Linked DNA regions of Homo sapiens: region 1 is linked to region 2. The links are chromatin contacts, found by Hi-C or POLR2A ChIA-PET in ENCODE. All regions are on one chromosome and are shown on one strand. The core of a region is the stretch at or near the end of the contact, and the rest is flanking DNA. Distances in the headings are between cores, read along the strand shown.

Region 1 (3,139 bases), core at 308-2,807, 37 kb after region 2:
TGTAAACTATTAGGAAGTGGGGGTGAAACCATGGTTTCCTCCAGGTGGAGTGGAAAGCAGAGAAGGACAGTTTACAGAAAAATAGAGACAGATAAAGTAAGAGTAAAAGACAGGTAGAATAAAAAAGTGAGTCTAGTTTCCACTACGTATCCACAGTAATTGCTAAAATGAACACACATAGACAATACCAAGTGTTAGTGGTGATATGGAGCAAGTGGAACTCACATCCACTGCTGGCGGGAATATAAAATGGTACAACTGCCTTGGAAAACAGTTTGGCAGTTTCCTATAAAATTAAACGCGCATTTATCGCATGACCAAACAATACTACTCCTCATATATTCCATACATGTGTGTGCACCAAGAAACGCGTACTTGGATATTTACAGAACTGTGATTGTAATAGTCTCAGACTGGAAATAACCCAACTGTCCATCAATAGTAGCACGGATAAATAAATTGTGGTATATTCACACAATGGAATACTCTATAGCAATGACAATGAGTAAATTACTGCTATATACAGCAACATGGATGAATCTCACGACTAAAATATTGAATGAAAGAAGCCAAAGTAAAAATAGGTGAAATTAATCCATGCTGTTAGATGTCAGGATAGTAGTTAGTATTAGGGACAGTAAGTGGAAGCATGGGTAAGCAAGACTTCCGAGATGTGACAATATTCTGTTTCTTGGTCTGATGCCAATTATGTGTGTTTAGTTTGTGAAAACCAGTCAACCTGTACACTTCTGATATGTGCACTTTTCTGTATGTGCAGTTCAATAAAAAGTTTTAAGCACATGAAATTTCATTAAAGATTTAAAAATGAGTGTAGGTATGGAGAGATGGTTGCCTGCTAATGTCAGTAGCATTCCTTACAGAATGAGAAATTTCACCCTGATCCAAAATTTCCTTTTTTGGACTTAAGAAATCTTGAGTGAGTTTCTCTAGGCTGGGGGAACAGTCCGTGATTCCTAAGCCTCTTCTACCAGAGGGGAGCTTTCCACACTGACAAAGACTGGGGACCAAAACTCTCACCTTCCCTTCCCCATGCCTGATCCTGGCCATCTTAAAAAGTGAACACAATTCGGGAAAAATAGCTAATGCATGCTGGGCTTAATACCTAGGTGATGGGTTGATAAGTGCAGTAAACCACCATGGCACATGTTTATCTATGTAACAAACCTGCACATCCTGCATACATATCCCAGAACTTAATAAACTAAAATAAAGAAAAAAAGTGGATGCATTTGTTCTCTGTATAAAGCAGATCATCTTCCAATTTTCAATCTCTAGTCTTCCATCAAGATCAAATCTCAACATTTATCAAATTCTGCCACAAATCTTGAGTTCTTTGAGGAAAGATACCCTGAATGTATAAATCACTGGTGACTTTCCTTACAAGTCACTCCAAAACAGAGGCAGGATCTAGAGTTGCAGACATTTTAGTTTCAATTAACCCACCAAATCCTCTACCTCCCCACATGGAAAGCAGCGTTGCTCAGATGCCTGGGATGTGAGATGGAATGCTTGTGGCCAGGTCATCAGCCAGCACAGTCTCAGGACACACAATCTGAGCTGTTTCAGAGTCAGCCCAGACACTGGATTGTAGTCAAAGCTGCATTTCAGAAATTTGGTTATTTATCCCCCAGTTCATTCCCCTGGATGGTTTCATAAGAAAATAGAAACCAACTCAGAGTCCAATTCTTCCCACATGATTGCAAGAGGACAGACCTCCAGCCCATGAAGCAGAAGTGGCAGGGCAATGAGGCGTTTACAGCCGAGTAAAGATCAGAGCCTTGGGACTGAGCCCTAAACCTCTCCAGATGGTTTGGCTGCCCAAAACTAATCCAAACACAGATAACTCAAGTAGCATCTTCTCTAGACAAGCTCAGGTTTATCCAACCTCATCCAATACAGTAAATAATCATTGTGAAGCAAAAGTTATGGAAGCTCTACTCTATCTGTTCTCTATGCATCTTGAATGACTATTTCCATCTGATCTTTCTTCTTTAATGGAATGGATGACCTCACTTGCCTTCAACCACAATGACTAAGACTCAAAGACTATTTCTTGTTGGAAATAAATTTGGCTTCACTAGCATCTTTCTGCCTCTATGTGGATTATATATCTCCAGATTTCCTTGTACTGTCTGGAAGACAGGGGGAGGCTTGGAGACTGGGTACTTCTGGAAAGTTCACTTAATGTCATGAAAGAGTGAGAACTTTATTCATTTACTCAACAAATGTTTATTCTCTGACATCAACCACTCTATGTACTGAGACTAGTCATGAACAAGAAAGTTCTTCTTTCATGGGGTTTACATTCCAGAGGGAGGGAGATAGAAAATGAACAAGTAAACAGTAAATTTTAAAAGAATTCCAGATATTAATAACAGTCATGGAAAAAAAGGAAACGAGATAAGATAAAGAGTAGCTAGGATGGTAGTTAGTTGCTTGGATAAGTGGTTGGAAAAGACCTCTCTAGGGAATATCCCATTTAAGCTGAGACTTGAATAACAAAAAGATGCATCCAGCAAAGATCTGGGGGAAGGGTATTCCAGGAAGAAGGAACAGCAAATGCAAAGGCTTTAAGAAAAGGCAGGGACAAGCCTGGCGTGTTCAAGAAAAAGGTCAATATGCCGGAGTGAAGAATAGAGTGATTTGAGATGAGGCCAAGGAGGTCTGCAGGGGCCAGATCACATAAGATTGCAGACTATAAGAAATAAAACTTGTCTGCCTGTTGTGGACAATCATTCAAATCTATTGGAGAAAATACAGTATTGAGTATGAGAGATGGTGTACAGCATAATGATTAGGGGCTCAGGCTCTGCAAATGGAACTCTTTTGGGATATATCCCTGCTCTGCCACTGTGCTGTGTGAGCTTTGACAAATGGCTTAGCCTCTCTGGGCATTTACCAGTGAAAGAGATCTGAGTTACCCCAAATTACTGTCAGTGAATCCATATGCGTCCACAGCAACTTCAGTCCTTGCCTCCTCCAAAGAAAGAATTCGACTGAGGGGCATAAAGCAGAAAAAGAGACCAAGCCAAGTTTCAGAGCAGGAGTGAAAGTTTATTAAAAAGGCTTTAGAACAGGAAAGAAAGGAAAAATTGCTTGAAAGAGACTGAAGCAGGCA
Region 2 (2,735 bases), core at 231-2,730:
GATTAGTGCCCTTAGTGGAAGAGAAAAGAAACCAGACCACATGTGCTCACGCTTGCATTCTCTCTCTCAACCTCTGTCTCTGTCATGTGAGGATTAAACAGGAAAATTGCCATCTGCAAACCAGAAAGAGAGCCCTTCCCAGACACTGGCTTTGCCAGTGCCTTGATCTTGCACTTCTCAGCCTCCAGAACTGTGAGAAATAAATGTTCATTGTTTAAGCCACTCAGTCTGTGGTATTTTTGTTATAGGAGCCCGAACTAAGACACCACTATTCTGATCGTAGTCTCTTGATGTTGCCATAATAAAATACCATAGTCTAGGAGGCTTTTACCAACATAAATTTAGTTTTCATAGTTCTGAACTCTAGGTCCAAGATCAAGGTTCTGGCCAGTCAAGTTTCTGGTGAGGGCTCTCTTCCTGGCCTGCAGGTGGCTACCTTCTCCCTTTGTCCTCTCATGGCTCTCCTTAGCACATGCTGGTGGAAAGGGAAAGAATGAGCTCTCAGGTGTCTTTTTTGTTGATGTTGTTGTTGTTGTTGTTGGAGATGGAGTCTCGCTCTGTCACCCAGGCTGGAGTGCAGTGGTGCAATCTTAGCTCACTGCAACCTCTACCTCCTGTGTTCAAGTGATTCTCCTTCCTCAGCCTCCCAAGTAGCTGGGATTACAGGCACACACCACCACGCCCAGCTAACTTTTGTATTTTTAGTAGAGACAGGGTTTCACCATGTTGGCCAGGATGGTCTCGATCTCTTGACCTTGTGATCCACCCGCCTCAGCCTCCCGAAGTGCTGGGATTATAGGTGTCAGCCACCGCACCCAGCCAGGTGATTCTTTTTATAAGCACGCAAATCGTATCAGGGCCTCATTTAACCTTAATTACTTCCTTGGAGGCCCCATTTCCAAATAAACTTCTACACAGGGGCTTAGGGCTTCAACATAGGAATTTGGGGAGGGATACACCAACATTCAGCCTATAATAGACCTCTGTCATACAGATGAGTATTGCTGGTTCTAGAGCTTCGTACAAACAAAATCATGTAGTATGTACTCTTTTGTGTCTGGCTTCTTTTCTTCAATGTAATCTTTTTGAGGTTCATTCATGTTGTTGCATGTCAGTGGTTCATTCCTTTTTATTACTGAGTAGCATTTCATTATACAAACAAACCGCAATTTGTCTATCCATTCTTCTGTTGATGAATATTTGGGTTGTTTCCACTTTGCCAACAGGTATTTATTCTATACAGGGCACTATGTTAGCTGCTAGGCTATAAAGAAATGTCACCCATGTCCCTGCCCATCAGGAGCTTATGCTTGGGATCTGTGCTTAGAAAATAGCCAAGGATACACCAATGTATAAAACAACATATGACTCTGACTCACTGAACAGAGACTGAGTCGGGTAATCAGAAGGAAGCAGTTTCTTAAGGAATACCAGTAAAGTCTGTTTGTAAATACACACACTTAAATGAGCCAGCTTAAGAACGCTAGCTGCCAGAGAAACAAAAGCAACTCCAAGTGAGGTCGGAGCTGGCAGGTACTTGGTCCTGCTGCATGGATACCTCCGGGAAACCTCATAAATGCTTCATTTCCTGTGTTCTGGGCCAAAGAACTTCATGAAGTGGGAGCAGGGTGAAAACATTCCCCTTGGAACAAAGCTGGCTCCTGATTTGTTTTTGTGGTTTTCTCCAAGAGGGCAGGGAGGGAAAGGTCTGTCCTCAAAAGGACAGCTAGGCCATGGTCAGGATGGTTTCACTGTGGTCAGGCGTGGATGCTCTGAGTAGAGGGAAGGCAAGGTGGACAAAGGGGTAAGGGCCCTGGGGTCCCAGTTTGGGGTCTAGTGGCTGAATAATGAGTTTCTCTGGCCCACAGGTGGATATGGGTAAGTCAGGTAGAATGTTTGGCACCAGGGGCAGGGCCATGAGGGCAGGGATGGGCGGCTGGAACTTGACAGCCCAAAAGGGTGCCTGAGAGCCCTCCCAGGGCTCTGTGGCAGAGCTGCTCATATCCCTGCCCATGGGTCTGAGAGTTGGGGTTTTGTGTGTCCTCACAAACCTTTGGAAGCCCACCCCTCAAGTTCTATCCTATCAAGCTCTATCTATGGTCACAGGACGTGGTCTTTCCTTGCCGTGATGATATTGGATGACAGAGTAGTAAGTGACCTCAGAGCTCCTAAGTTTTCAGAGGTGAGGGGTGATGGAATGGGGGAGTTCGGGGAGATTTCAGGACAGTTACTCAATGAAAGTTTCCAACCAGAATTTCATGACCATGTCAGTTATAACTATTCATGGAATATCAATATCACATGAATTTTCTGTTTCCTCTGGTTTTAAACTTTCTCTTTTACTTTTTTTTTTCACTGAAAAGACAAAAACTACATTAAATATAACTTGGAAAAAAAACCAATAAAGTTTCCTAATAGATATTTTCATGTTTGATTTCCCTCCAGTTCATATTTTACATATTGCTTTTTTCACAACACGTTAGCTTGAGCATTTGCCATGTTGCTGCAATAGTCTTTATGATAATTATGCTTATAGCTGTGTAATATTAACTGCTCATGTACCATAATTTTCTATTTTCTATTTCTGGCCATTTAAGTGTTCAGATTTTGCTCTTATGTATAACTCTGCCAACGAGTAATTCCTTTTTTTTTTTTTTTTTTTTTGAGATGGAGTCTCACTGTTTCACCCAGGCTGGAGTGCAACGGCGCGATCTCTGCTCACTGCAACCTCCACC

The links. Hi-C counts contacts between places; a loop is a spot of excess contacts on that map. ChIA-PET counts read pairs that join two places held with the same protein, here RNA polymerase II (POLR2A). Pooled maps may share reads with other maps.
Region 1: a map of PC-3 shows a loop between it and region 2 (8-fold over the local background). The contact joins two enhancer-like sites. A Hi-C loop is called at or near these places in 4 of 168 maps with a recorded cell type or tissue (IMR-90, PC-3, Right ventricle myocardium inferior and 1 more) and 4 of 50 pooled maps. POLR2A ChIA-PET finds 5 or more read pairs at or near these places in 7 of 52 experiments (AG04449, AG04450, OCI-LY7 and 4 more).

What each region holds. Positions count from the first base shown.
Region 1 is chr3:16,102,154-16,105,292 of GRCh38, reverse strand. No RefSeq gene overlaps it. Among named protein-coding and RNA genes, the nearest start is that of GALNT15, 71 kb to the left of the region's middle. Within about 2 kb of position 1,557, at least 5 of the 41 ENCODE cell types and tissues checked have a DNase peak (open chromatin) inside an H3K27ac peak, as active enhancers do; they include IMR-90 and PC-3, where a contact is called at or near this core.
Region 2 is chr3:16,139,481-16,142,215 of GRCh38, reverse strand. No RefSeq gene overlaps it. Among named protein-coding and RNA genes, the nearest start is that of GALNT15, 34 kb to the left of the region's middle. Within about 2 kb of position 1,480, at least 14 of the 41 ENCODE cell types and tissues checked have a DNase peak (open chromatin) inside an H3K27ac peak, as active enhancers do; they include IMR-90 and PC-3, where a contact is called at or near this core.